2 separate regions of the Mus musculus genome follow, and region 1 is linked to region 2. A link is a loop called in an ENCODE intact Hi-C map of the cell type or tissue named here. Cell type or tissue: heart. All regions are shown on one strand. Each heading gives the region's core, and the rest is flanking DNA. Links, peaks and the distances in the headings are about the cores only. Region 1 holds the start of Cacul1 (CDK2 associated, cullin domain 1). Region 2 holds the start of Fam204a (family with sequence similarity 204, member A).

Region 1 (15,583 bases), core at 8,690-11,189, 350 kb before region 2:
CTCTTTGGCCAGAACTGCAGTGCCAATTTGTTCTTGAATCAACCCTCAGCAACATTCATCCTGTAGTTCATTTTGGAGACCATGGTTTCCTGAAACCTGTGCTGATGGTAGAGACTAGGAGTGGAAAGACTGAAAATTGAGGAAGGGAAGGGAAAGGAGCCTTTCACCCTGGATCTGTTTGAAGCATTTCACCAGCTAAGACAGGCCAAGGGGATTGGGATAAACTTGCACTCCAGCTTCTCTTACCTGCATTCCAAGGGGGAGGTTTCCTCCTATTAATTTAGTCTCAGGAACTCGAGGCTTCTTGTGAAAATTAAATAATAAACCACACAGGACATGCTTAGCAGAATGTCTGGCATGGAGTTAGCAAGCAATGGTGGTTTGCTCATGTTATGATTGCTGATATGATTATCCACAGTGTTCTATCTAGAGAAGCTGTCATGTCCTGCCAACTTACACCTGACTCTCTCTCTGTATTTTTAGAGTAAGTCCAGAGGACAGGCATCTCCCACTGGAGGACAAAACCAATGGTTTTGTCCTATGTGGTATGCCCAGTCCACAGTAGGTAGACAGTGACAATTGTAACAGGGCACCGGACCTTAGTAAGGCCTTAGAACAAATGACTCCATGATAGAAGTACCATTCAGGCCATAAAATTTAGCATGTAGACAGTATCGCCTGCCAAAATGAACCCATCAAAGTCCACAGTTCTGGGAAAGTCTCTAAATGTACTAACCTTGATTTTTTTTTTTTTTTGGCTTCTGTAGTTCTGCTTCCAGCTAACTGTTCTTGTTAACTGAACTATGTCAACACAGGATTTGGTTTTTGTATTTAAAAGCTTACCTGGAGAAAGGCTCAGGGCTACACTGGGATCCTGAACACCCAGGGTAGTCATCAGCTGGGTAATAAAGCTGACTGGTTTAAGATTGGTTTAAACTCATGACCAAACAGTCTTCTCTGGTAAATATGCCACAACAACTATTAGTCACTTTCTTTTTTTTTCAATTTTTATTAGATATTTTCTTCATTTACATTTCAAATATTATCCCGAAGTCTCCTATACCCTCCCCTCACCCTGCTCCCCTATATTAGTCACTTTCTTAACTTAAAATCATGCAGCTACCTTCATAATATCTCCATTCTCTTTCCAGTCAACCCTCAGAGTTGCTACAGCTGTCCCGATGGAGGCATGGTACACCAGGAAAAAGGTCACCATTTGGAGGCTCTGTAGACTTTCTTACAACATAGGTTCCACAAAATTTTAGTCAGATGAAGCACACAAGTTGAATAATGAAACCACATGATCTTAGGAGGCTGGATTATCCTCAGAAAGCTAAGGATGTCACAAAATCTACAATTACAAAAGTCCCTTCAGATACTCAGTGCCAGTGTTTTGTTGCTCCTCTCCTCCCCTCTTTCTGAGACAGAGTTTCTCTCTGTAGTCTGACCCATCCAGCAGGTCCAGTTATTCGAGGATCTCGAGGGGACCTCCTCCTAATAACCAAATGGGGGGGGTAGAGAGAGACGAGGGTCTTGTACGAGTAACGACACGGAAACCGTTCTGAAGTTGTATTAAGACCCCAATGTATTGAGAAAGGTCCAAGGCTTAAATGCACAAGCAAAAGGGTAAGTTCAGACACTTATCAGCGGGAGGGGTGGGTCAATACAAGCAAAAGGAGAAGTACTTATGGGAGGGGGGGCAATAGAAATTCTTTCTTTTAGCAGCTACACGGGGAAGCAGGAACTTGGTGGTATCAGGGTGTGGTCAGGACATTGGTGATGACCTAGGGCTGGAACATCCAGTGGTTCTCCGAATCCATGTGGCCGGCTTTTGACCCCTTTTTCTTCTCGGTGGGAGAGGCCCAATTCAGAGATCAAGAGTTGTCTTAATAGCTCCCAACAGTAGTCCAGGCTAATCTGGAACTCATTATGTAACCCAAGATGGGCTCCAACTCCTGTAAATCCTCCTGCCCCAGAACCAGGAATGCTGGGATTACAAGTGTTACCATGCCTGGCAATATGAATTTAATTTTTTCCTACACAATTATTACTACAACCAGCTGAAGTTCAGGGAATGAGTGATAGAGACTAAAACTCCAAGATCTAATGATCTACCTGTGTAGATGGGTTATCTTTATAGTTTCTTCTCTTTTTTGTTTTGTTTTCTCAAGACCGAGTTTCTCTGTGTAGGTCTGACTGTTTAGGAATTGTTTTGTAGACCAGGCTAACCTCAAAATCAGAGATCCACCTGCTTCTGCCTACTAAGTAATGGAATTAAAGGCATGTACCATCATACCCAGCTTCTTTACATTTTTTTTTTAAGAAAATCACTAGTATTAGGTGTGGTGGTGCATGCCTTTAATTCCAGCACTTGGTATGCAGGCAGAGGTGGATCTCTGTGTGTTTTAGGTCAGCCTGTTCTACATAGTTCTAGGACTACATAGTGAGAGAAAATCACTAATATAAATTCATCCAGTTTTCCATTTTCTACTTATTTTTCTAATACTATGAGGAGTACATCTGGAGAGATGGCTAGGCAGTTAAAAACATAGCTCTTACAGAGGGCTAGAGTTTTGACCCCATCACCCACATCAGGCAGCTCATAACTAACTCCCACTTCAGGGGATCGATCAGCTGCATGCACCCGCACATACCTCTCTCCCTCTCCTTCTCCCCCTCCCCTCCCCCCTCCCTCTCCCTCTTGTTGGAAACATCTGGAGTTAAAGTACAGGAGGCAATTTCAGGTAGTATGTATGAATGTGCTGATTGTGTCTGGAATAAACAGAAATTGGGATTAATTTGTACGGGCCTCCTCTTCCATATGACAAGATAGAAACAATTCCTCCCAGATCATCAGCCACATCCGTAAAAGTAATCCCAGTCTCTGCCCAAGGCTAATCCCTGGAGTGCTGGGGCCAAGTTCGTGAAGCATCTTGGTCCAAACACCTGGGGTGCTGATGAGAATTGCCTGGATTGACCAGCCATGAAAAGTCAGGTGTCTTGTGCTCAGTGGTGCCAATCATGGATACTGTGGCACCTGGTGTACTGGCTGATGGCAGAAGACCAATCGTGCATTTCAACTCCCTCAGATCGGACCTAGCAGGGCACAGCTGAGCTGCATTTGGTCTGGGTATCCTCCTCCACTGACATGCCACTGGGAATAGGCATTGTTGTATGGCTCTGGCATGTCACCATCCTGAAAACACTTCTCATTTGTCTTCTTCAAACTTCTCGGTGATGCTCTGATATAATTTGCATTCTTTTTCTCTTACATGCTCCGATCTCTTCATGGTGACTTTTAGAACTCTGGCTCCATAGTGGGACCAGCCTATCTTTTTATGTAAAACATATTTATTTATTTTAGTTTATGTGTATGAGTGTCATGCCTGCATGTATAGTTGTGCAGTCTGTGTGTATAGTTTGTGTAGAGGCTAGAAGAGAGTGTCAGATCCCCTGGAGCCAGTTATAGATGTGAGTTGCCATGTAGGTGCTCTGTAAGATTAGCAAGTGCTCTTAACTGCTTGCTGATTTATCTCCCCAGCCCTCCCTCCGAGTTTTACGCACTTGTTTTTGTTTTTTTGTTGTTTGTTTGTTTGTTCAATCACTTCTTCCAGATCTCTGTCTGACCCTGAACTTAACAGTCCTTTGAGTATTGGCTTCATGGTTACCTCCTAAAGGCATGCTCTATCTGGGAGCAGGGAAGATGTGATGGGGCCCCCTGGCTGCCATTTCACTTTCTTCGTTCCTTTCCTAACTTAAACTACAGGGGCGTTTTACCTCCTCAGAGTGACATCTCCTGGTCTTGAGCTCATGCACCCCTCTCTTCTTTCCTGGATCATCTTTATCTCTGCACTGTCATCATTCTCATGAGGGACTCCCAGCACCCACACGCATAGCCCTTTTCTTTCTCTGGTCCATTCCCAGGCTCCTTTCTAATAAGAGCTGAAACATTTAGATGTTAAACATTCAGTCAACAAACTGTTAAATAACACAGGTACCATTTTCCTCCCTTGATAAGTAGATTTTTATGACAAAATTAAAACAGGGGTAAATATGTGGTAAGGTATATGACTAACTATACCTGGGTGATTTTTTGGTAGGCCAAGTAAGTGTCACACAAATTTACTTCACAAATGTTAATGTTCTTTCATTAAGTAAATTACTAATTATGTTTAAATCAAGACTTTATTGTTTTATTGAGACTAATGAAAAATTAGGCATCTTATCTGGGGACACTGATTTTTTGGATGATTTTTACTAATTTCAAAATGGGGAAACTTTATTTTTCTGACATCAGAGCAAATGGACTTGTGACTTTTTAAAGCAATGCTTAGATCAGAAATGAATCATAGATTTAACATAATTTTTTTGAAAGGCAGTACAAACATTTTTAACTTATCCATATATTGGTTTTGTTAATCATTAAGGGTTAAAACATTTTTCTTTCTATAAAAATAGTAAGTGCTTTGTGGGGGTCCTTGCAAGCTTCAGTGAGATGAGAATATAAACTCAGGGGCTGGAGAGATGGCTCAGTGGTTAAGAGCACTGACTGCTCTTCCAAAGGTCCAGAGTTCAAATCCCAGCAACCACATGGTGGCTCACAACCATCCATAATGAGATCTGATGCCCTCTTCTGGTGTGTCTGAAGACAGCTACAGTGTACTTACATATAATAAATAATAAATAAATCTTTAAAAAAAAAAGAATATAAACTCAGTTCAGGCTGACTTAGTCAGTCTGGATCAAACTTCTAACAAGTCTGATGATAGGCAGTTCATTATAAGCATATTTAAACAGTATAACTTGGGTTTCCAGGAAACAATCACTCCAATTCCAGGTACACAATGCAGTTTAAGACATGACTATATAGAGACTCCTTCACAAAGTACATGTGCCCGTGAAAATGGGTTCTATAGCTAAGGTCTATGATCTGGTGTGGTCTCTGACTGAGATAGTATAGAGGTAAGCAGGCTATAAACTTCACGTGACATGCCATGTAGGCTTAGATTTTTAAAAAATTTACTTTTAATAAGGGTTCTCAAATGCTTTGAGCCCCCCCCCCCCCCCCGCTTGTATCACTGTTCAAATGTAGGGGAAAAAAGATAGTAAATAGGACAACGAGATTTGAACCTTTTTAGAAGTAGTTCTTTGGGGCAATTCCAATCAGGACACCAGCAGTCCAGTTCAGTAGTGTCAGCATAGTCTCTTGTAAGGCTATGCCGGTGCCTGGCAAACACAGAATTGGATGCTCACAGTCAGCTATTGGATGGAACACAGGGCCCCCAATGGAGGAACTAGAGAAATTACCCAAGGAGCTAAAAGGGTCTGCAACCCTATAGGTGGAACAACAATATGAACTAACTAGTACCCCTGGAGCTTGTGTCTCTAGCTGCATATGTAGCAGAAAATGGCCTAGTTGGCCATCATTGGGAAGAGAGGCCCCTTGGTCTTGCAAACTTTATATGCCTCAGTACAGGGGAACGCCAGGGCCAAGAAGTGAGAGTGGGTGGGTAGGGGAGTGGGGGGGAGGGTATGGGGGACTTTTGGGATAGCATTGAAATGTAAATGAAGAAAAATTCCTAATAAAAAATTAGATATTAAAAAAAAAAAGGAATCATCAGTGGTGGCACCATCCAGCAGAAACTGCCAGGCCTCTGCCAGATTAGCACGAGTCAGTGGGACCCACCAGGGCCAGCCAGAGGACAAGAGACTGAAGACCAGCAAAGGCAAAGATTAAGGACTCCAGACCAACAAAGCATTGCAAGGCTAGCTGTCGGTTGAACCCTATTTATACTTCTTTCTCCAAACATCATATATCCTCCTACCTGTCTTGTCTCAACAAAACAACACATGAGTTTGCCTTAGCAAAATACCATGTGATTTTACATCACATGGCATATCTAGAAAATTCTACTTCAATGTTCCCTAAGGATGGTTTCTATTAATTGGAAGCTGAAGATAAAGGTCTAGGGAGGGAAGATAAAGGTCTAGGGAGGGAAGATAAAGTCTGGGATAATCATTCTGGGGGAATTGAGTGAGGTCTGGCTCTACAAATAGCCAAAGGTCCTCAGGTTGTGAAAAACATCTATTCCCAGCTTTCTTCGTGGAATGCAGGCATTTTATTCCCTTTATTGAGGAGACGTATGTTTAACATTCCTGGTTTCCTTAGTGCTCTGTGGGTGACTGGACCTTTGGGTCTCCAACAACGCTTGTTGTAGAGATAAAACAACAACTATAACAACAACAAATCCATAAGAACAAAGATTAAAGAATCATTACCCCTCCTACCCAGATAAACTACCATGGTGTAGTGGCTATTCCTTGTTTTCAACTTGACTATAACTGGAATAAACTACAATCCAGAATTGGAAGGCTCACCTGTGACCCTAATCTGGAGGCTGTGAGATACAAGTTTCTGACCTGGATCTTGGCATGAAAGTGGCTAGGAGCCGGGAGTGATGGCGCATGTCTTTATTCCCAGCACTTGGGAGGCAGAGACAGGTGGATTTCTGAGTTCTAGGCCAGCCTGGTCTACAAAGTGAGTTCCAGGACAGCCAGGGCTACACAGAGAAACCCTGTCTTGAAAAACCCAAAAAAAAAAAAAAAAAAAAAACCAAAAAAAGCCCAACAACAACAACAACAAAAAAGAAAGTGGCTAGGAATCCCAGAAGATTAAGATGGGGAGATCTCTGAGTTCAAGGTCATCTGGAACAAAGCAAGTCCCAGATCCAGGCATGGTAGTATACACCTTTAATCTGGGCCACAACTTCTGCTGGAGACCTACATAAGGACATTGGAAGAAGGAAGATTTGCTCTCTGTTCTTTGCCTGCTTGCCTCGTGGGACTGAGCAACTGCTAGATCCTTGGACTTCCATTCACAGCTGCTGCTGACCATTGTTGGGGAGTTGGACTACAGACTGTAAGTCATCAACAAATTCCCTTACTATATAGAGACTACCCATAAGTTCTGTGACTCTAGAGAACCCTGACTAATACACATGGATATTTTAAATTGGTGTTCTCTCTAAGTATACAAACTTAAACATATATTATATAGGTATATTTGTACTGTTTTAATAAAATTCTTATCTTACTAGGAAACAGAAACAAACAGAAAAACCAAACAAAGAGGCTAACTTCTGGGACTGTGGAAGGATATAGTAATTATTAACCTGGGCCCACTGTTGGGTCAGCATTCCTTATTTTGTTGTAATTGTCTCTAAATACTGAACAAACCAGAAATGGTTTTAAGTTAATAACTATTAAAGCATAATATACCTGTACTAGTCAGGGTTCTTTAGAATCCAAGAACTTATGAAATGCGCGCACACACACACACACACACACACACACACACACACACACACATATATATGCATATATATACATATACGTGGAATTTATTGGGATGACTTTTATATAGGCTGCAGTCCAACTAATCCAACAATGGCTAGCTGTGAACAAAAAGTCCATGAATCTAGCAGTTCCCCAGTCTCACAAGAATGGGTGTCTCAGCTGGTCTTCTGTATATGCTGGAATCCTGAAGAAGTAGGCTCCAATGCTCATGAAGGAATGGATGATCTAGAAAAGTGAGGACAAGCAGGCAAAGAGTAAAAGCTTTCTTCTTCCATGTCCATATATAGGCTTCTAGCAGAAGGTGTGGTTCAGACTAAATGTTTGTCTTCCCACCTAAAGATCTGGATCCCATGTGTGTCCTTGAAACCTGGATTGTAGTTCATTCCAAATATAGTCAAGTTGACCACCAAGAATAGCTACCAGAACTCCTTGAGGTCTAATTTAATAATTGCTCACAAAGTTCTAAATAAAAATCAACCACGTATCGAATGCCCATTCACCTTCCCTTCTGTTTCTTACCCATGGCCACCTAAATAGACTCTATCAAAGATTTCTCTGGCTCAGCCTGTTATGCTTTTCCACGTTAATGAAAGCTTGTTATATATGGAGTATCTTAACAAAATACACATGAACAGTTCAGTATTTAACAGTGTGCTGGGAAAAACTCCTTAGAGTAGGGCCTTCTAGGAAAGTTTACTATAATTGTACCAATCTCATCAGTTCTAAAAGTTTTCATAGTCACTTTCAGATTGATGAGTTGATAAAAGATTAACACAGTGGGGACTTACCAGTTATCCTTCAGTTAATGGTTTCTGTGATGGCTATTTCTGGTTTGTCAATTTGACTACACCTGGAATGAACTACAATCCAGAAATGGAGGGAACACCTGCAATCCCGATCTTGAAGCTGGAAGACACCCAGGTCTTGACATGGGATGACACACACTTTTGATCTAGAACTTGAGGCACAGTGCCCAGGAAAAGCTTAGGCCCAGACAAGATGGTATACACATTTAATCCCAGGAGACAGAGGCAAGCATATCTCTGAGTTCAAGCCCAGCCTGAGACAGAGCAAGTTCCATTAAACAAAAGCTTAGGTCCAGGCATGGTGGTACACATCTTTAATCTGGGCCGCACCTTCTGCTGGAGGTCTACATAAGGACAATGGAAAAAGCATTCATTCTTTGCCTGCTTGCACTTGCCAACACATCTGTTGGAACCTATTTCTTCAGGATTCTAGTTTATACAGAAGACCAGCTGACTTAGCCTGGTGGGATTGAGCAACTACTTAGATTCTTAGAGCTCCCCATCACAGCTGGCCATTGCTAAGTTAGCTGGACTGCAGACTGTCATTCATCCCAATAATTTCTCTTAATACATAGAGACATTCCATAAGTTCTGTGACTCTAGAGAACCCTAATAGTTTCTAACTGCACAGTGGTCAGAGAATGTGGTTATGTCAGTCCTCAGACATGCAGAGACACTTGCTTAGAGACACAGTATGTTTATCTTTTGTAAATGTTTCACATACTCTGGGAAGGAATGTATATTGTGCAATTTCTGAATCAATATTCTGTCCTTCTTAGTTTGGGATACCTAGGGCTAAAAAACGGCACACACCAACAGTCTACCCTTTGGAGTCTGTACCCAGGGCCTACTGCCACACTGTCCTTTCATTCCCCAAGCAAAGGCTCAGGCTGCGAGGTCAAGGTCTGGGTGGCAAAAAGCCTGTGTCGGTGGGGGACCCTCACTATGGAAAGGTTAGCCAGCATGGGGTATGAAGGGACACTCAGAAGGCTGAGGAAAGAGGACTGCTTGGAGTTAGTTGGAGCCCAGTTTGGAGTACAAAAAGAAAAAAGAAAAGACGAAAAGACTAAAAAAGAAAAGGGAAGGGGGCTGTTAAACATAAGAGCGTTGGTGCGCCGTTTTTGGGTCCACTCTCGGGCACACCCAGACTAGTTGTGGCAACAAGTTAGAGAATGCGCGTGCGCAGACCAAAGTCCTTTATCACGTAATGTCGGCCGGGGGCGGGGCCAGCGAATCCGGGTCTGGACACCTGGTCTAAACTGATGGGGAGGGGGGAGTGGGGAGGGGAGGGAGAGGGAATCGCGCCGCTGGGTGCATTCGCCTTGAGGTGACTCATAGCTCCCGCCCCCTTTTCGCCCAGCTTTCTCCAGGCCGTCCCTCGCATCACGTGCCTTCCTGGCCGCTCCCCCAGAGCCCTTTCCAAAGGCCAGAAGAAACTGCTGTAAAATGTCGTGAGGGACGTCAGCCCTTTGCGGCTGCCTCTCAGAACCAGACCCCGGGAGTGCCCACCTCAGTCAGCGGTTCCTCCGGCGGAGTCGTCTTGACGGAGGGCGAAAGCGCTCGGTGCGCCACTGGATTTTCCGCCGCACCCGCGAGGGCTCCGGGCGATGTGAACTCGAGGCGGCTTCTGCGCTCCCAGGCCCGGGGGCTGAGGTGGGCGGGCAGGTGCCTGGGAAGCCGCGGCCCGGCGGGATGGAGGAGAGCATGGAGGAGGAGGAAATGCTCACCTACGAGGCAATGATGGACGACCAGAATCACAACAACTGGGAGGCCGCCGCGGACAGTTTCCGCCAGCCTCCGCCGGCCCCGCCGCTGCCCCCGCCGCCGCCGCCGCGGCCCTCGTCGTCCATCCCGGATCCAGGCCGAGAACTCCCGGGGGGACAGCTGCTGGCTGTGCACGCGGGCTCCATGGAGAGGAAGGGTCCTAAGGAAGGGCTCCCGATGGGGCCTCCGCCCTTGCCGGAACCAAACGGGGTGATCATGATGTTGAAGAGCTGCGACGCAGCCGCCGCGGTGGCCAAGACGGCCCCTGCCCCCACCTCCAGCTCCACTATCAACATCAACACCTCCACCTCCAAGTTCCGTGAGTCTGTCCCTCCTCCACGACCCCACCCCCACCCCCCAGCCAGGCTTCTCCACACCAGCTCGTGGAATCCCCCCGCCCTGAGAGTAACTCCACTTCCTTTGTTCCAGGCTTAGTTCTCTTTCCTTCTCTTAACCCTCCCACCCTGATTCGGTGTCTGCGGCCAGTATCCGGCCAGCCAGCCAGTGTTGCCTGTTACACCTGCGCAGCCTCAGCTTATGCTTTAGAAAAGATCTTTAATACTCCTGATCATCTCTCAACATTAGTAAGCTCTTCTCTAGGGTGTCCCCTTCAAAGTTTCACCTTACAGAGCGAGAGGGAAAAGTAAGGCGGTCTTGAATTTCGTTAGAGGCCTTTCGTCTTTTTTTTTCAACCAGAGAGCAAAGAAATGTGTTCTTGTATTCTTTGCCGCTGTACTTTTAGCAAATCGGGCTTCTGAACGTTGGTCTCTAGCAACTCTTTGTTCTCTGTGAGTTTTTGCATCCTGTCAGGGAATTCTTAGTTACTTCTACTATGTAGTGGGAACTGCTACAAGTCTTTGAAGTTGATGTGTAAAATCACGTTCCAGAGAAGCGGTTCAGCAAGTGACTGTAACCAGGATCCTACCGCAGGTTGAACTTTTTAGCGGTCTGCCTTGAAATTCACTTGCAGATAGAAGATAAAAACTGACCCCAAAATGTTCACAATCAGGCAGTGTGCTTCCATAGCTAGGTAAAGAATAAGGTAGTAGTGCTTTTTAGTTCAGAGTGGTGGTGACAGTGTAAAAGGAACGTGGTGGCCAGGTCCTTGTTAGCTGCAAATTTAGAATGGCATCTCCTAATGTAACTGGAGATTTTATTTCTAGTTAAGTTTTATTAAGCTATAACAGTAATTGCCCACCTAGCTGTTGAAATTTTTTTTTGTCCTGATGCAGATAGTCACAACCTTAGAAAAAAGTATTTATGGGACTAGCACACATTACTTATTTGCCTTCAAGATACTGCTTTAGGCAGACACTTTGGTGTGGGTGTAGAAAGGAACTTTTGTTTATGATTATTCCCTGTTAGACATACACATGACAGTCATTTACACAATGCAGTTTGTATGTTGATTAAGTTGTGAAACTAGACTTTATAGTTGCAGTGTGATTTACCTTAAATGCTGAAGACAGTTTGGATTAATGCTTAAGTAGACTTTCTTTGATGAGTTAAGAAATGAACATTAAGAGCAGAAGTCGTCATCAGCTAAGCTCAGAGCAAAAGAATTTGCCACACTTAAAGGTTATTTCTTGAAAAGATTAATAAAGGGAGTTAGGAATGCAGCCAGGTTGAAAGAGTGCTTGTCTAGCAGTCAGGAAGCCCCAGATTTGATCCCAGCAACTTATAAAACCTGACCTGGTGGCTCACAGCTGCAATCCCAGCACTCTGGAGGTAGAGGCAGGATGATCAAGAATTTCATCTTCCTTAGCTGCATATCCTGTTAAAGGCCAGCCTGTGATATGTGAGACCCTGTCACAAAACAAAACAAAAAGGCTAGGAAGCTAAGACCTGTTAAAGATTGGTCAAGGGGAAAAGTTGCAAATAAATGAAAAATAAAAATAGAATATTAGATTTTATTATATGGTAATAAATTTGAAAAGGTAAATGAAATATATGATAGTTAGGGAACTATTAACTCAGAAGTTATCTAAGTTATCTAAGCATGGATGGACTAAGCTGAGACTAGTAGTAGTGCTAGTAGTGATGAAGACTTTCCCTTTCAAATCTCTTGGTCCAGATATTCTTGTATACAAGCTCCATTTCATTTCCATAACCTTTTCTTTTTATAAATTCTGGAATGTAGGGCACAGAAGCAAGACAAAACTAAAACCCCAAGTCCATTTTATAGGTTTAGTGAAATATTGATTTAAAACTAGGTAAGATTATAGTTGTGTTAACACCTGTTAGCATAGAAATGAAAATCCTGTATACTATTAGCTCATCAGATCTAACTATGTCAAAAGAATTGTGATTCACGGTTTGTCCAAGTTTTTTTTCGATATATTGCTGTGATTTATCTCAGTAGGTTGGAAAAAAGTCACGACTTGATAACTTTTTTAAATGCCAATATCCAGTACCTAGTTGATATTGTGGTACTTGATACAAGGATAACTTAGTAATTCAGAGAGTGCAGGATAACTATTTAAAAGTCAATACCTGTAGCTAATAGGAATAATAATGGAGACATTTTCAGTATAGTCACTATAAGATGGTAACTACCCATGGGTGTTCCTTAACATAATAAGAAAAGTCCTTGTTGCTTGCATGGTGGTTCACATTTTTAATTCCACCCCCCCAAATACACACACACACACACACACACCACGATCTTTTGAGTTCCAGGTCAGCCAAGGTAGACTCTGTCTCAAGAAAACAAACAAACAAGACCCCTGAAACAAACCCTTTAGAATTTGGTAATAATTTCATTTATCAAGAACCACTGAAACCAAAAGAAAAACACAATGTAGATGGATTGTTAGGTTGAAGACCAGCCTAGAAAAGATAAAATGTATACTAGTAGCAATGGTACCAAAAATAGATATCTGTATAATAGTTTAACAAATTATAGTGTCTATAACTGAAATAACCTCATAATACACAAGACTTAAGGACAGTGTAATTTTAATAAGTAACTGAGGAAGAATTCGCTAAATGGCTTGTTTCCATGTTCTTGAATCAAATTATTATAGGAATGTCCCTTTTCTCCATTTGAATCTAGAAATTCAATTTAAGTACCACCAACATTGTTTGATTTGTTTGACAAACTCCATTACTTTTGACACAGTGCTGGCTGCTCTTGTAGCCTGACAGAGGTGGGCAGTAGTGGGTTCTGCTGTCTTTTATTTACATGTGCCTCTGCCGCTGTCAGGTGATTTCTGGTCTGTCTTATGAGACTTCAGATCTGCTACTTGCTCTTGGGTTGTTGGTGTTGCTGAGTTTAAAGACATCCTTGTGAACTTTGGGCATGCATTCGGAATGTCCTCTCCCTGTGGTTTGTATTTTTCTTGGTGTTTTTCTGAAGAGAAGATGCTTTTAGCTTCAATGTTAATTGATTTTTATCAGTCTTTTTCTTCTATGGCCTGTTTGTTTGTTTGTTTTGTATCCTGAGAAATACTTGTGTAACTCAAAGTCAAAATTTTTCTTATATCTTTTTTACTTGCCTGATGTGATTGCTTTCTTGGAGGCCTATGTTCTCCCTTTTTAGTTCTTTCTGAGGTGGTTCATCTCAGCTGTTCTGGCTCAAGCTCTTCTAGCTAACTGATTCAATCTAGCTTTTCTCAGCTTTTCACTGAATTGCTCTGCTTGACTTGAAAGTGGTATTTTAATCCTCTGGCTCCTCCTTATTCTCTGGCTTCACCTGCCTCTGCTGACCTGCTCTGAACTGCATGGACTCATGAACAAACTCAGCTCTCCTGAACTGAACCTAACTGACTGAACAAAACTGACTGACTGGAACTAGAGACCCGAATGCCTACCTGTTTCCTGAGTGCTGGATGGCAGTATTATCATTCCCAGACCTAAGGTGGTTTTTTTGTTTGTTTGTTTGTTTGTTTGTTTTGGTTTTTATTTTTATTTTTGTTTTTTTTTTTTTTTACACAAGAAACTTGCTCTATGCCAAGCTATCCTTGAACTCAGAGCAGACCTCTGTCTCCCAGGATTAAAGGCCTGTCTGTATTCCAGCCAGATCACATAGAACTAGAAGGTCTTTGGATGTGATCCCTTGCAAGACTAGCTGTGTTACTGGATTAAAATTCCTCTACATTTTCACCTAGAAATGTTGTGAGTTTAGCTTTTAACCTGTGGCCTGAATTATGAGCTTATGTGTGTGTGGTGTGAGAGACACATTCTTTTCCTCATATATGTCCAGTTGTGTCAGCAGTATTCAATTTAAAACTACCCTTGCCATTTTGACAGTTTTGTAAGAAAGTAACTGACAATATATGTATAGATTTCAATTCTGTTCACGAGCCCCTTTATGTGGGGTGTCATGTTCAGGATTGTTGTGTCCTTGACTGGGTGTTTTATGATGGAATGTCTGTTTGTCCTTGGTAGTGTCCAGTGACTTTAGATTTCCAGGTTCATTGTGTGATGTCTTTTTTAGTCCTTTTGTTTTTAATCTAAACTGCATTTGTTGTGCACAAAATGTGGTTGGATCTTGCTTTTTAAAAAATTTATGGCAGTCTATCAGTCTGTCCTCCTTCCTTTCTTCCTTTCTCCTCCCCTATTTCTCTAACCCCCTCTCTTTTTCCTTTCTTTTCTTTCCTTCTGGTTTTGAGATGGAGATTTTCTTTGTAGCCCTGGTTGTCCTGGAACTCAGAGTTCCACCTGCCTGTGCCTTCAAGATTAAAGGAATGGCCACCATGCTCCGCCCCAAGCCTCTTTCAAAAGCTCAATTGAAGATTTTTCACATTTACTGTAAGGTTGAAGTCCATTATCTATTTTCTTTCTCTTAGTTTTTTATCTTTTGATACTTTTTTTTTTTTTTTTTTTTTTTTTTTTGAGGCCCTGGCTGGTCTTAAACTGACTTTAAACTCCAGTCCCAGGGAGGAAGTCCTTGGCCATACCCATATGTTGTGTGGATCTTAAATGTTTAGCCCACTTTTGATGAAATATGACTTCAGTTTGGCTTATTATCATCCATTTTGCTCCTTAGTGGTAACCCGAAGAGTTGCAGTGTGGAAATTCAAGTAAAGTATGGCCTTTGCTAGACTCTCTCACATAGAGTTTGAAAATCTGTAGTTCTTCATCTTCCTTTCTTTTATCCTATTTGTGTGCTACTGCTGTAGATAGCTGTTAAACACTTAGGTATCCCATGACCTAGGTGACCATTGTTTAATGGTAGCCATTCAATATTTTTTAAAGTGAAAACTACACAACTTATTGGCCATCTTAGAGTGAATAGTTGCGAGGCATTCAGTACATTGTGTGGTACAATCACTGCTTTTTCTAGTTTTATGCTGTTTTTATCACTTCCAAATAAATGTTTATACCCATTATACAATCAGTCCTCACTCCTCCTTCCACCTCCTGGCATCTCCTAATCTGCCATGTTTTTGTGTGTGTGTGTGTGTGTGTGTGTGTGTGTGTGTGTGTGTGTGCTTATCTTTTCTAGAATCATAAGATGAGATTTACTTTTTAGAGAGTCAGAACCTAGTCTTTTTTTTTTTTTTTTTTTTTTGAGTAAGAATGGCCTCTTTAGATTCTTATATTTGAATGATTAATAGTCAGGAAGTGGCACTATTTGAGGATTAGGAGGTGTGACCTTGTTGGACAGTGTCATTGGCCAAAGCCCATACCGGGCACAGTCTCTGTCTCTGCCT
Region 2 (15,583 bases), core at 5,680-8,179:
TCTTTATAACCTTGAATAAGGCAAAAACTTCTTTTATTACACACACACACACACACACACACACACACACACACACACACACACACACACAAACACCCTAATTCCACAAAAGAAAAATATCAGGAAATTGAAATTCATAAATTTAAAATACAGCCTTTGAAACCCAGTGTAAAAATCACAACCCAAAGCCATAGATGTTATAAAGCACTAGTGATCTTAAAATTAATGTCATTCTTAGATATTCCTACATACAAACAGGTTAGACTGTTCTGTCTGGCCCCAAACTGTAAAGCAATAGGTGCTCCTTGTATATTGCTGATCGCTGATGGGGAATGCACAGTGAAATGTTCACTTAGCAAAAAGCTTGACAATTCCTTCAATAGTTAGGCTCATCATACAGTCCCCAAACCACTTATGCAGGGGTATTACCTATGAGAAAGTGAAATCTTTATTCACATCACTCACAATCTACACAGAGTGTTTCTTAGCATTTTTTCACTGTTACTGCTAAAAACTCCAAAATGGTCCAAGTAGTCATCAACTGGTGAATAGATAAATGATGTGATTCCTACTCAGGGACTGCTACTTAGCAACGAAATACATACGGAAACTTTGATGATCCTCGCCCATGTTAAGCTAAATAAAATAGGTCAGAACAAATAATCTACTGCTATTTGCTTTTATTTGTATGAATCTATTCAGGAAATGTCAAACTATAAGATACTTCGGCTGTTTATAGGAGCTGTGAGGTAGAAAGTTTTTCAATATAGAGGAGACAGAGGGAACCACTACCCATGTCCTTACTATGGTAGTGTTTATGTGACTACATACATACTTTAAAACTCACAGTTTATAATAGGAGGTGCGTGTGTAATTATATCTTAGTGTTAACTTTGAGAAAAATGAGGAGAAATAAAAACATTTTCAGATAATAGAAAAATCAAGAGACTCTGGTGCCTACGGACTTACTCTATATGAAAGCTAAAGGAAACTCTTTAGAGTAGAGATAAATGAAAGCAGATGTAAACATTTGTCTAGGGGATGAGTATTGATGGTTGCAAATGATATGTGTCTGTGTGTGCATAAATGAGCATATATGCATGTACTGATATAATTTATAAAGATTTGGGGGAGGTAGGTAAAAAAACTTCCTTAGATCATAGTTTATATCAGTATTTTCATATGACAAGAAACTAACACATAAAATAGTTTGAAAAGCTTTCTAAGACAGAGTATAGCAAGAGTGAGGTTATATGAGATCACTTGGGATACCCTCAATTTAGCAAATATGGTTTCTTCAGTAGAGGTAGTATTCTGGCTGACCTGATTCTCGGGGCTTAGAAGACAATACCACATCACAATGCAAACAAAACAATTAACAACCTGTAAATCAGACATGATTTTCCTTCCCCTGATACTTTCAATAGTACAGACTTTGAAAAAGATTCTGAATGGGTCTTCTGGCCACACACAAGAATTTTTTTTCATTAAACATTTACAGCTTTTTACAAAAGGTAGGTCCTTTCACCCCCCATGCTTGTAAGGTTGTTAGAATCCTAGGAAGAGTGTTTTATGAGTCACTGGAAAGATGGTGGAGAACAAGCTACACTGGAGTTATCTGATAGGTTTCCAGATAGTATGCCTATACTTAGCTGATCCCTTCCTCTGAGAAAGCAATTTGTCGTATTTTCATATGACAAGAAACTAACACATAAAATAGTTTGAAAAGCTTTCTAAGACAGAGTATAGCAAGAGTGAGGTTATATGAGATCACTTGGGATACCCTCAATTTAGCAAATATGGTTTCTTCAGTAGAGTTAGTATTCTGGCTGAGAAAGCAAAACTGGCAATCACTATGGATTATGAAAATACAAGGACACTCAGAGAGTACTTTATAGATTATTTTTAATAGCACCAGGAAAATATATTGACTCAGTCCCCAAGAGTCCTAGGAGGAGACCATTTGCATGGACATTAGTCATTTGATACAGCTTTATTGTGGTTTAGAACTAATCAGGGATATAGTCCTATAGAGAGCTGGGAAAGCGATAAGGGGAGGTGTAAGAGTGACTGAAGTCCTGTGTTGTTTGACATGGGCGTGGCCATGTCAAGTACCAAAGCCTTAGACTGTAAGAAATTGGCAAATTCATAGTGGGGTCTAAGTACAAGTGTTCACAAAGGATTGTCTAGCATATGCAAGTATAAGTGTTTACAACTCATCAATGTGTACATATCTAGTACCTGCAATTTCCTCCTCCTGCATGTTTACTCTCTAAGACTGTTGCCTACAGAGACCCACCTACTAAAACTAGCTAAGTCCTCCCCTCTGGGCTTAGAAAATAAGCAGACTGAGATTGGGTTGCTGCAGTAATTAGTACCATTCCATGACAGTGCATACAGACCACTGATCCAGCTTCTCTGTGTCCCTATGTCTGTCACTTCTTTAGTGTCTGCCTTTCCCCTCACCCCCTCATTATCCCTAATCAGATCAAGATACCAAGCCATGGAGATCACCATATGGTACAGGAGATAGAAAGCAGCTCGTATCTGGTAAACAGCTGACAATGGAGGGTGTTTGGCTGTCACGTTTAGTTAATGACGTTTTATAATTTATATGACTAGAAGAAACGCGTTCACAGTTACAATGAAATGCAAACTAGAGTGGAAGGCAATAAAAAAAATGAAGGGTGAAATATTTAAGTTGGTGTTCAAAATCCCCCTAACCCTCTGTTCCATGGACTTATCTAGGTGCTAGTAGTTCTTTTGAAATGGTCTTCTAGCAAAGTATGTTGCTTCACATAGCTCCAAGTCTACCTTTCAAATGCACAAGGTTATTTAACATTCACCAAAATCCTATAAATCCTTCCACTGAATCCACTAGAGCTTGAACATTTGTCTTTGGAAAAGCTCCAAGTCTAGCCCAAGAATATTTTTTGAGATAGGGTCTCCGCTATTCATCCCGAGATGATTGTGGACTTGCAATATTTCTTCCTCCACCTTCCAGTTTCTAAGGTTGCAGGTGTGCATCGCCATGCCCAGTGCTAAGCTGATTTCTTAGGTTTTCACTAAGTCGTGTTATCCCAGGAACTCACTGTTTGTTCACAGATGTTCCTAAGTCATAGTCTCCATTTCACTTTAATACACTTTCATTCACCCCTGCCAAGATTTTAACAAGCCTGCTCATGTACTTCTGTATCCTCAAACTTTAGACAGAGATGACATTGGACATACAGCAAAAACCAGAAAGGTGCTAACAGTGTAATGCAATCTGTCAACATTCATGAGCTCCTTGGTGTTTATGTATCAGAAAACTACTTATTGACAAGGTCTCATATACCAGGCTTCCTATTATACTTGATACACATTGCTTCCCATAGAGAGATGAAGCGGGTCATGGAGTGTCTTTTAAAGTGAAAGTGTTAAGAAGAAGAGGGAGAGACTAACAGATTTCAGTGCATCAAACCAGGGATGACTGAAGGCTGCTGATAGGCTGGGATCACTCACCACTGTATGGCAATAGGAAAGGAGATAGAAATCTCACTGGCTATGTCATTACACTGATCATTTCAGATGTTTACACTTTTGACTGTTCTGTGCTGGGATTTCTAAGAAACCTCTTCTTATGAGGCAGTATATAATAGATGGGGGAAGCAGAAACTCAGGGTCCAGCATGTCCATTGTGTCGATTGTTAACTTTGTATGCCTTATCTTGTTTCTGTACATCACTGGATGTATGGCTTAGACAATTTACCTCAACTCTTATCTATACATTCCTACCTCATAGGGCTGTGTAAGATACTAAAGGCAAAATATAAACATACACAAGTACTCCTTAAACTTCCCTCTTCTGTTGTCTTTCCCCATTAGACCTGAAGAATTTGAAAGTATTAGACATGAACAATAAGTAAAAGGTGCTTCTTGGTATAAGGAATACCCTATATTACAGAACATTTCTTTCCTCAGATGTCAGTTCTTGCAGATATTATAGTGTTGGTTGTTAATTGTATTCTTGAAAGGCTTAACATTGTTTATAAATGTTTTTCTCTGAAAAATGTAGAAAAGAAAACCAGATAAATTGTTATTTCTCGATCATGATGGATAGCAACATAATTATGAGATTTAGAACTCCCTGGTTTCAATTTCTCTACATAAGTCAGGAGACCATATTTTTGCAATTTTGAAAAAGAAGTACTTTGTATAGAGGAAAGTTAATTATTCTTTCTCAGTTTCAGCAAGAATCACATTTATTACATGTTCAACAAAGTAGTATTCATTTTATCCAAATGAGAAATAGTTGAGGGACTTCATTATATTTGGAGAACATTTCCATCAATCAGAGATTTAGCAGCTACCAAAAAGAATTCCACAATTCATCTTTTATATCATGGGTGTGACTTTTAATCTCTGTACTAAAAATATTAAATATGAGGGAAAACTGTTCATAAACCGTAATGTTCCTTGGCAGAGAAAAACCGCTTTGTGTTTTTGAAGATATGAGAAATTTAAATGAAACTTACATGCTTGAAATTAGTGCCAGATGCAATGCAATTCCAGCACAATTCACTAGCTGCATGGCATAGTTCACCATGATTTACTAAAGAAGTATTCAACAAATCTACGTTTCACTGAAATCTCAAAAATACAAGTATTTCATTCATAAAACACATGGCTTGGCAGGTTTCCAGAGTAGGAATTTTCTGGAGGGAAGATAAATTTATTGATTAAAATAAATCAAATCACTGATGGTTTCCTTAGAAAATTTGCAAAACATAATATGCAGAAGTTGACAGCTTCACGTCTTGAGCCAGAACAAAAATCCAAGATATGGCTTTTTGTTTATTATCAAACTTTATTAGTGTCATAAGCGGGTATTTAAGACATTTCATATTAACATTTGGAAAACATACATGTAATTATATATGTATATAAACGTATATATGCTAAGACTGTACATCTTTGGCATTTTTATTCCAGTTCTACCCAATGCACAATCACATGCAGTAAGTAATGAGCGTTCATGGATGGGATGAATGTAGAAAAAACTAGGGACTAATCATGCTAGCATTATTTCTTTCTACCCCATGCTATAGCTTCTTCCCTGCCCCCTCACTATTCTGGTCACTCCTCTGCCTCTAGCAGTTGTTATGGAATAAATATAGTTTTCCCCCAAATCCATGTAGAAGCCTTAATCCATCACATAGTTATATCTGGAGATGGGATCTCTAAGTGAGTAACCAAAGTAAAATCAAAAGAATGTGTCTCTGACCTGGTCCCATTAGTATCCTTATGAGGGCTTCAGAGCACTCTCCTAAACTGTGTTTCAACTAGGTCATGTGAGCACACTGAGCTAGTAGCTGCTTACAAGCCAAGAGAAAAGACCATGTGCCAGACATTGCAGAATCCAGAGCTGGAGAAATGCATTGATTAAGATACCCAGTCTGTGGTATTTTGTTATAGCAACTCACAGCAAACTGACACAGCAATTACCTGCTCAATGCTGATAGTTATGCTTTTCCCTAGAATCAGGGAATGCTTGAAAGGAATCCTCCGTCATGCAAACTTATCAAATCATGATTCTAGAACACTACATCATAAACTTGCATATCTTCCAGAAGTTATTGGACAATGCATGGGTATAATGTATGTTTAAATATTAGGATTAAATATGTAATAATGATTAATCCATTCACATTATTGAATAGAGGCAAGAATTTTGTACATCACAATATTTTAAAAGGTTCTTGTTCATAATGTGAATAAGTGAAAATTACTGTAAGTTAAGCCATGTGTGCATTAAGTTTGGCCTACAACCAACTCCTTCCTTTGAAAAACTAAATAGCTTGAACTGCAGCTTCACTTAAGAGTATGTTAGTATTCTTATAACGTGTTGCTGAGTCTTAGTCAGTCATAGTAGTTGACTTTTAGCCAGTCAGTATGACAGCTGATCACACCATGTTTTTATAAGGTAAATACTAAGATATGACCAACCACAGTATTATATGTTTCTTTTTACCTTTTTTTAATTTACAAAGATTGCTTGCTCACTGATGGAACACTCTGAACTTTGACTGGGCCAGAGTCTATTCATGAAACAACTGTTTGTTCAAATCAATTCTGCAAAGTTTAATTTTTCATAAGTTTTTTTAAACTTGTTCAAGGCTTTGTATTTTGTATGTGCATGTGCCATATATGTGTTCTAATGCATGTGCATTAGGTCAGAAGACAACTCGAAAGTGTAGTTCCTTAGGGGTTGCCCACCTGTCTTTTGTGGTCACTGGCCTAGAGCTTGCCTCGTAGGCTAGTCTGCCTGTCTGCATCCACAGTGCTGGCTGCCATGCCTGGCTTTTAAAATACGGATTCTGAGGGTGGAATGAACTTAGGTTCTTACTGAGCTATCTCTCAGCCCTGTAGTTTCTTATATAACCATCACAAGAAAATAGAAACATAATCTGAGTACAGAACAGTACTTCAGAAAATGGAAGCATTTCTGAAGTGGTCCTACTTCATCCCCGTATCATCGCCTGGATTTACTGTTTTCACATGGTGAAAATTTCTGCTCTTTTCCTCATTTACACGCCGGTAAACCCCTCATCAGGACCTATACACTATGCCAGCCTGGTAAATCAACTTCTGAGTAGGGGGTGCTTAGCTGGATTTGATTCGGTCAACCAGACTGGAAAGTCCCTGGAGAACTGGAATCCGGTTGAGAATTGCATGAGGCCTGGAACACAGTGGACACTCAAATATACGCAAAAAGATAGGAAAGGCTGGGGAGAGGGGTGGCGAGGAAGCGAAGGAAGCAAAGCCTTCCTTGAAGAGATCATCTACAGTTCTCCATTGAACTCAGGTGGGCATCGAAGTCAGCATTTTCTTTAGCCAAGTTCACCAGCACAGGAAAGGAGCGAGGAAAGGACAAAACTTTAAAAAAAAATCGCTTGGTTAAAGTGAGGAAAAGGAGAAAAACAAACAAACAAACAAACAAACAAACAAACAAACAAAAAACAAAAACAAAACCTCAACAGGCTCCTCTTAGCAGAGGCGTTTAGGCAAGCCAGGCTGTTCCCTGGGCGACCATAGAGCCAGAACGGCCGCAGCCGATTGGCTGATCCGCCCGAGCCAATCAGAAGACACGATGTTGGCGGGGTTCTAAGATGGCCGCCGAGCCGCTGTTTCCTCCCTGGTAAGTTCGGCTTCGCGAGGCGCGACTTGGCGGCAGGATTCGCGGCGGCCTGTCGGGCTGTGTTCCGAGGCAGGGAGGGCGGCGCAGGAGTCGGGGCGGCTCGTCCTCGCAGATCTGCCGAAGCGGGCTTGGAAAACCCTGGGTTCGGGCGGGCGCCGCTGGGCTCCGGGGGCGTCGTGAGGTAGCCGTCCGGTCCCGGGCCAGCGAGGAGCGCGAAAGCCCACACAGCAACTGCGGCTGACCAGAGCGAGGTTCGCGGCTCGCCGCTCCGCCGGCGTCCCGATGCGAGTTCTGACGCGGCTGGAGAGCTGAAGGTGGTGCGGCCTCGCACCGGGTGAGTGCCGCCGAGTTCCAGGTTGTCCGTGCGGGAAGGGGTGTGCCTTTCAGAGCCACCCTCTCAGTCTTGAACTTTGTAAGTACTTGTACAGTGGCATGGATTGCGTGGTTTAAAATCTTTCCACACAAGTTAGAGAGGGTCCCGGGGGAAAGTGGGTTCCAAGCCTTGGCTGTAAACATTGTTTTAATTCAAACTCACCTATCCTTAAGATTAAAAATACAAAAAATAAATAACTTATTTGAAGTATATCTGAACTGAGGCCCCTGACTCCCCTCGGGTTTTCTGTGTCGTTTTAAGAAAAAGGAACACATTTTCTAACAATAAATAAGACATTTACATTAATGTTGATAATCTTAAGCCTAAAAGTGTGTCAGTTAACTAGTTCCAAAGTTCAGGAACTATTTATTATGCTCTTATAGGTTAGAGGATGGCGGTTATAATTATTTTACAAATAGGATTAAATTTAGATGTTTGTGATTATTTAAAATCGAATACATAAGACAGCCACTTGATGGAAATGCAGCTTAAATTCTGGCATAGTAGAGACAGAAAATTTGTTGGATGCGCAGATTTTATCCTTTGGGTATTGCTTGTAACCAGTTTTGTGGTCTAGAAATACATTTCTCAAATCTCTAAATGTGACTCTCAGTGTGTTACTTAGTATAATATCTCCCCTTTTTCATATGCAAAAAGTGCAGAAAAAATTATTAGTAAAATTTGCCTAGATTTGACCTGTCTCCCAAATCTTTGTCTCCAAGAATTCGCCACCAACTTTGCCCTCTAAAAGTTCATAATTTAAAGCTGTCAGGCGTAACTGGATCACAATGATTTTGGCCAGTTGTAGAAAGAGTTGCTGTTAGTTTCTAATGTGTGTTGTGATGAAGATTAGTGCCTGCCTCTTGGTTTGTGTGTGGTGTGTGACAGGTCTGCCTTCTTTTTCTCCTGCTGCTTGTCTGTCTTTTGTTGTAACTTGGTTTCCTGCCCCTTTTCAGTGGACCCTGTGCAGAGCCTCTGAAAACTGATCATCTAGTGAGGTAGAGGAGAGAAGCTGCGTTTATATTGATCAAAGAGTAAAGCAGCTCTGGTCATTTAGGACTCTGAGGCCATTAAGATCATAAACATTTTAAAGGTGTGTGTGAGACCATCGCACTGGTATTTGACCATACCTTCGTTTTAAAGCTTAGAAAGAACGAAAACCCAGGCAAATACAATGGCCTGCTCAGGATGGAAGTCATCTGACTTTCAAGACTATTTTTACCTCTATAACTAGTCTTCTACAGATCTGACACAAACTAGAACTTTTATAATTGGTATTTTTTTTATCTCTATGGTTTCTGTATCTCAAAAGATGGTATTTACTAAATCCTTTTTAATTTTAATTTTTTTTTTTTTTTTTTTTTTTTGTAGAGAATGAGGTGTATAGTCAACATCTCTGGTAACAGGTAAAGAATATACTTTACTGGATTTAGGGTTTCTCACCTAAAGGTAGATGATACTGTGCTACCAGGGGGAAAGTAAAATACTGGATTTAAAAAAAAACAAAAACTGATAATTAGCTTAGTGACTTTCAGTACTTTCATTATAAAACTTCTTAAGAATACATAGATTACCAGATGCTGAACCACTTTGTTCTAAATGCATTGCTTTCTGCCAGAGTCTGCTCAGTAATGGTTGTGGTTGTTTTTCGAGGGTAAAAGAAACCCTCTTTATTTAGACTTAGAAATTCAATTCATAGCAAATGATGTCTGCCCAGAACTAGAAGATATGTCCCACGTTGTACACAAAATAGTTTGTACATGGGAAAAGTCCTAACTGCAATGGTGAAGTGTTGGAAATGAAGAAGTGATATTTCAAACTTTAGAAAAAAGGAGAAATGTGGCTCATTTACATCTTCCTTGAGGATATGATTAAATTAAATACTGGGTTACAGGCTAAAAACTGAAAGCTTACAAGTTAATTCATTTTCTGTGCTATGGGCCTGGCTATAATCTACATAGAATTGAGTTTCTGTTTGTCTGGTATTCCACATCCTTTTAAAATGGCTGAGTGAATATTCTCAGAGACTAATCTAGGAATTTTAAAGACATATAACCTGAAAGGAATGAAAGAGACACTTCAAAGAATTAATCACCCTTCTGAGAATCCCAAACAGGAATAACAGGAGGCCAGATATGACACCAATTGGAAAATGTATGAATGACATGTATATGCAGAAAGACAGTGTCTTCAAACAGGAGCCCAAGGCAGAAATTACCAGTCAGCCTCTCCATACTGGCTAGTTTACAGTTGAGCTGCTGCTTAACTGGACCGCTGTGTTAGGCAAGCTCGTTACCAGCAGTTACCTGTGTTTATCTGCAGAAACCTTAATCTTCCTTACATCTGTTTTTGTTTTCCTTTTGTTTTGGGCCACCCCCTCCCTCAGTATCATGGGAAACTGATATGTGACTAAAGATTTTAAGGAACTGAGTTAAAAAGCAAACAAACAAACCTTATTTGAGTTTTGTAGTATGGATTTGGAGGATCTTTTAACTTTTCCTCTTTCTTCAGGTCCATTTAAGAAACTGTCAAACCAGGAAAATACCGTATCAGCATATTAAATGCTTTATCATCAGTCAATAAGAGTAATTTTGAGAAAGTTCAAAAAGCCGTGAAAACTGGGTAGCTGCCTGAAAACTGATGAGGAAATGATACCTTCTATAGGGTACCTGAGACCGCTCTCCTTGGGGAATCACATTTGAATGTCCAGAATATAGATTGTGAAACTCCAGATGTGCTCAAACAGCAGCCTGCCATGCTGTCTAAGGCCCAGGCCGAGTGACATTTCCATGCTGCGGTGCGGATTCTGGTCTGTGAAGCTCCTGGTTCTCCTTTGTGTACTTTGGTTCCTAGACTCTTGAGAGTATCTAGCGTGCAGTGAACTGCCATGGGCAGTTCTTCTATAGTAGGCCCCAGGCATGCTTAAAAAATGCCTGAAATTGTTAATTTTAACATCCTCAACTAGATAACGAACCTAAAGGTGATGCAGATGCTTCACTACGCTGTTCTCGCTGGCTCATTTCACAGTGTATCTCAAGACTTCATTCATCTTGTCTTTTAAAACCTAAGACCAAGCTTGGAGGAGATGCAGGTTTTATAAGTCAAAACACTTATAATTTGGGGGTCTCTACTTTGAGCTGAACTTATGTTCTGGATGGAAAGTTACACACTGTAGTTTAGAGCAAACCTTTATAAGTGAGAAACATTAATATTTGAGTTTCATTCATTGTCTGATTGTCTGCCTCTTATTTTACTGCTCTATTCAGAAGGCCAAGCACAAGGTTATTCAGAGAAGCTTCGTGTCAGACTGCAGATCAGGGTGGGGAACATGATTCGTATCAGTTGACAAATGAAACGCTTCAAATATTAGAAACTTCAGAGGTATCTTATGGGTTCTTCGTCCATACTAGGAGTGATAAAAATGCATTCATGGCCACAGAAATGATAGCAAGAACCACTGAACAGTTGGTTTTTTTTTTTTTCTTTTTGACGCACAGTTCAAATTTATTTATTTATTTTTTAAATTTTAACACTAAACGTTGAGCCCCTAGAGCCTCCTGAATGCTGTGGAGTACTGTATCTCATTTAATCCTCAGACGAACCAGTGTAATTATCCTGTGCCACAGATGAAGAAACTGAGGATCAGGGTTGTTAAGTAATTTCCTTCTTCCTCTAGAGGAACTGGAGTCAGGAGTCCAGTTGAGTCTTCTTAAAAAGCAAGAGAATGTTTCAGAAAGTCAAATACTGATAAACATATCCTAAAACACAAAAATACTGCTTCTTTGAATCTGAGGAGGTCCTTAAAAGAAATATGTAATTCAGAGTAATGCAGAGATCCTGATACCTGTGACCTGCAGAGAATGAGGAGACCCAGCAAGATAGCTTTCTGTTCTTCACTGATGATGAAATATGAGAAATGCAATCAATTTGGGCTCAGTTGTATGGAAAAAATAGGCTGTATTATGGAGATCAAATGAAACTTTGATAATCTTTGCACATGATTACACGAATTCTAAAAGTCATTTTCATGAAACTTAATGATTATACCATTGGGCAATACAGATAATGCCAAATACTATGTTAAACTTATTTCCCAAATACATACTATTGTTACTCAAGAGAGCTGTATGCTTGTTAAAATTTTAGATTTATATTTCATTTAATTTTACCAAACTGTAAAATTTAAAACTAGGATATATTCTTTTACCTCCACACTTTTAAAATTTTATTTAATTATATTTTTTTACATTTATATATGTGTATGGGTGTGGGTGTCCATGCCATAGCACATAGATAGAGGTCAAAAGACATCTTGCAGTTGTCTCTCACCTACCATGTGCGGTGGAACTCAGGTCGTCAGGGCTGATGACAAGTGCCTTTACTTGCTGAGCCATCTTGTTGGCACATACTGCTACACCTTTTAAAATACAGATGTACAACTTAGTTTTTTTTCTTTGTTTTCCTGCTTCTTAGACAACATGCCTTTTGAAAGTTATATATGCTTCAGTGTAGATGACACATCCACCTTTATTTTCTTTTATGGGCACAGTGAGAAACATGGTATTTTGAGCCTTAAATTAGTTGTGATGTTTCACGTGTATAATTGCAGCATTTAGGAGGCTGAAGCAGGAGGGTCTTCGGGAATTCTTGGCCTGCCTGGGCTCTAGAGTAAGGCCCTGTCTTAGTAAAAGAACAAAACAAAATAAAAATTTAAAACTACATTGTTTTAAGTTCCTACTGACATTCTTGAGCCATGAGTGCTTTACTGAGCGTCGTTTAGGCAGAAGAGTCCATACTTAAGAAAATCAGGGTTCTGTTTTATCCATTTTAGATTTTAAAGTTTAAATTGGCTGTCCTTAGGTCATTGGCAGACATATTGGTCTCCTGTGGTATCTGTTAGTGGTTTTAAAATAGTTTCCATGGCTACTCTTTGAGTTTGAATTCATCCTTCCCTTTCTCCTATTAGAAGAAAAGATGTGGAGTGGGCTGTTACCTCCTGGACTAAATGAAAGTGATGTTGAATCAGATTCTGAGGATGAAATCAAACTAGAGAACCCAGAACCTTCAGAACATAATTTACAGGAAGATGGAAAGACTGGCAGCAGTACGAAGCCAGCAGTGTCAGACTTCCCGACAGGCCAGCCAGAGACGGAGACAGAGGCTGATGCGGATGCATATGAGAAGTGTCCTTCTGGGATTCCCTTAAACATATGGAATGTAGGTTTCCCTTTGTGTGGTTAGGAAAGTATGCATGTTCATGTGTTCTCTGTGCTGTGGGCAAAGTATGTTGGGATATAACAGACAGTAGAGGGGCCTCAGAACAGATTCTACTGTTGGATACTAGTTTTATTTTACATAAGTAGAAGTAGTAAAACCTTCATAGGATTATCTACTTCATAGGATTATCTACCTAACATGATAAAGGAGTTTATTTCTTTATTTCTTCCTTTAATTATATGAGTTATTGAGCTTCATTCTCCACTATCAAACAGCTTATATCAAAACCAGTGAATGCCCCAATTCAGCTGAGAGTTGTGAGGACTAAAGTATTTCAAGAACAGAATTCCTTAGTTGGTGGCTTTAGAAATGGCAGAGCATAAGGATTTCTATTTAACATGTCTGTTCCTTTTTAAACTGTATGTTTATCTTCAGTCACACACACACACACACACATCTTTTCTCCTTTTACATAGAAATTTCAAGAATTGCATAAAAAAAATTCTGAACAGAAAAATTCAACGCCAAGATTCAGACAGAAAAAAAGAAAACGCTCCAAAAAAGGTGTTTATTTTTAAATTTAGATTGTTAGTTATGCTAACTCTTAAGTTGATTAATTGAATTAATTTCTTAAAACATGATTTTGAAATAATAGCTGCATAATTAAGTATTGACACTCTAAATTTCTTTTAGGCAAATTGAAGAATGAAAAGGAATCTCACAGGTAGGTAGATTTTAAAGTAGTTACTATTCAGCAGTGTTGTGGGATTTTCTAGATTGCTGCACTACTTACCTTTGGTAATGATCAGACATGAGAAGTAGTCATTGAAGTGTAATTATTGCAACCAGTTAAAAATAGACAAAGTAAAAAGAGCCATAATTTATGTACATAGAGTTAATTTATCTTCTTGCAGTGAGCAGTCCTCAAATGAGACCCAGTGGGAAGAGCTTACTCAGTATTTTGGAGCCAATGATAGATTTGAACCCCCTGTTAAACAGAAAAAAGTTGAGAAGGTAAGAACCTTTTATATTTATTATATTTTCCACCTTAGCTAACAGGACATATTTTTGATAGCTATGCCTAAAATACTAGTTCATTAATTCATATAATTAGAAACTTAAAATGTCCTGTTGTGTACCTAATAAGTAGCTATCTAGTTTAAAACTGTTCAAAAGTATAAGTTGTAAAAATATTATTGTGAGAGCCTCACTCCCTTTGCCTTAGGTAGCGAAAGAAAGCTATTGTAAGGAGCCATCTCACTGAAATGGTGGAGGGTGGTGAAAGCCTTTACCTAATGACCAACCTGAGGCTACTCAAACGTAGATGAGGACTCTAGAGGAAGGGTTAATATGAGACCTGTTTGTTTTTCGGTGAGAAGGTTAGATTGGCTGGACTGAAGTCAGGAGAAGGAGGAGGAGGGTAGCTCAAGCCTCAAGATAATACTGTAGAACTGCCAGACATGGGTGGAGAGTGGGTTTTATTTACAGTACACTTGGACTTTAAGAGAGTGACACGGTCTAACTTATGCTTAAAGATTCCCTGACTGTGGTGGAGAATAGGTAGGTGGTGATGTAGCGAAAGTGAATGAGAACAGCAGACTCAGCACAAGATAACGATCCTGAGTGAGAACGGTGTTGATGACGATGGAGAAAGTACAAGTGCTTTGCAGTTTTAATGTGAAAGTATTTACCTTGCATTATTAGGTTTTTTTCAAGTGATGACACACAATAATTCTAGTTAGAAAATTGAGAAAAGTTAGGAGGAGAGAAGATTTAGAGTAGAACCTATTCAGAATTCATTTTGGGGCCAGGAGTGTTAATCAGAACACAAGAACAGAGTGACTAACGACTGTAATGAGGTGGGGGCTCAGAGCAGTGTGAGCTTGTGGTGTGTATTTGTAGTTGTTAATCTCTGGAAATGAGGACAGGCCTTGAAGGAACAAAACAGGTATTCGAGGCTATGGAGGCTATTGGTAGGGTCTAAGCATGAGAATCTGGTTCTCCTAGGGTTAGAGGACTAAGTGGGATGTGATAACAACTCTTGTTACCGTATGTTTGAAGTTGTATAATCTCAGGACTGGCTAGATATGACTAGCTCTTATTCATGTAGAATTTAGAGTTTGTAAGGAGCTACAAGAATTCTTCATCCTATCATTTGAAGAACTCCATCTTAGCACCTAGCACTTTGTCTCACATGCATTTCTGTCAAAACAGCAGTTAAAAGTGTGAACTCTGTTTCACAGAAATTGCTGTGAGTCTGTCTGATTGTAGTCACAGGTGCATCCATTGTGTAAGTTTAGACTCTTCTTGCAGAGTCCTCTGCATAAGTGACACCTGGCGAGGAACGTTATGGGTCTTCTAACCAGGGAAACTGTTATTGGCCAGGCTTGTATTTAGCCAGCGCTTAATATTCTACAAGTAAATGCAGGCATGAAAGGAAAGGAAGGGTTTAGTGCAGCTGAATAACTCCAGCGCCTCTCGGGAGTTGCCTGTGATTGCATGCCAGCAGTCTGCACTCACTCTTTAGGTTGGGGTCAGGATTTTACATGATGCTTCCTTTCGGGATCCTGCCGAGGCTTCTACTGTGAGATCAGCAAAATAAATAAACTTTTCAAAAAGTAAAGGCAAAATGTCCATACTGGAGACACCACGATAAAAGCTCTGAATACATGTAAGTCCAACAGATAGTTAGGAATCTGGTGAGGACTGTGCAGACACGTGGTGTGGTGTAAACAAATATGGATTTCCAGCCTAGCATTTACTCTCTGGAGCAGAGGCTGATCTGTTACCAGAAAGTCTTTATTTTGTTTTCA

The links. Hi-C counts contacts between places; a loop is a spot of excess contacts. Peaks named below come from ENCODE experiments on the same cell type or tissue, not always from the same donor. Only the 100,000 strongest peaks of a DNase experiment are listed, where the experiment ranks them.
Region 1: a loop joins it to region 2, with 3.0 times the contacts of the local background. A loop is called at or near these places in 2 of 42 quality-filtered maps.

Annotation. Positions count from the first base shown.
Region 1 is chr19:60,574,990-60,590,572 of GRCm38, reverse strand. Cacul1 (CDK2 associated, cullin domain 1) reads left to right here and starts at 9,550. Exons shown (of 9, transcript NM_030197.2): 1 at 9,550-10,245. The coding sequence starts at 9,855. In heart, for the core only: no CTCF peak of the experiment used is centred there; DNase peaks (open chromatin) are centred at 9,492 and 10,222; H3K4me3 peaks cover 2,500 bases; H3K27ac peaks cover 2,397 bases.
Region 2 is chr19:60,218,241-60,233,823 of GRCm38, reverse strand. It overlaps Fam204a (family with sequence similarity 204, member A), which reads left to right and starts at 7,123. Exons shown (of 8, transcript NM_001358273.1): 1 at 7,123-7,180; 2 at 12,520-12,770; 3 at 13,247-13,334; 4 at 13,464-13,494; 5 at 13,685-13,784. The coding sequence starts at 12,528. In heart, for the core only: no CTCF peak of the experiment used is centred there; a DNase peak (open chromatin) is centred at 7,133; H3K4me3 peaks cover 1,515 bases; H3K27ac peaks cover 1,191 bases.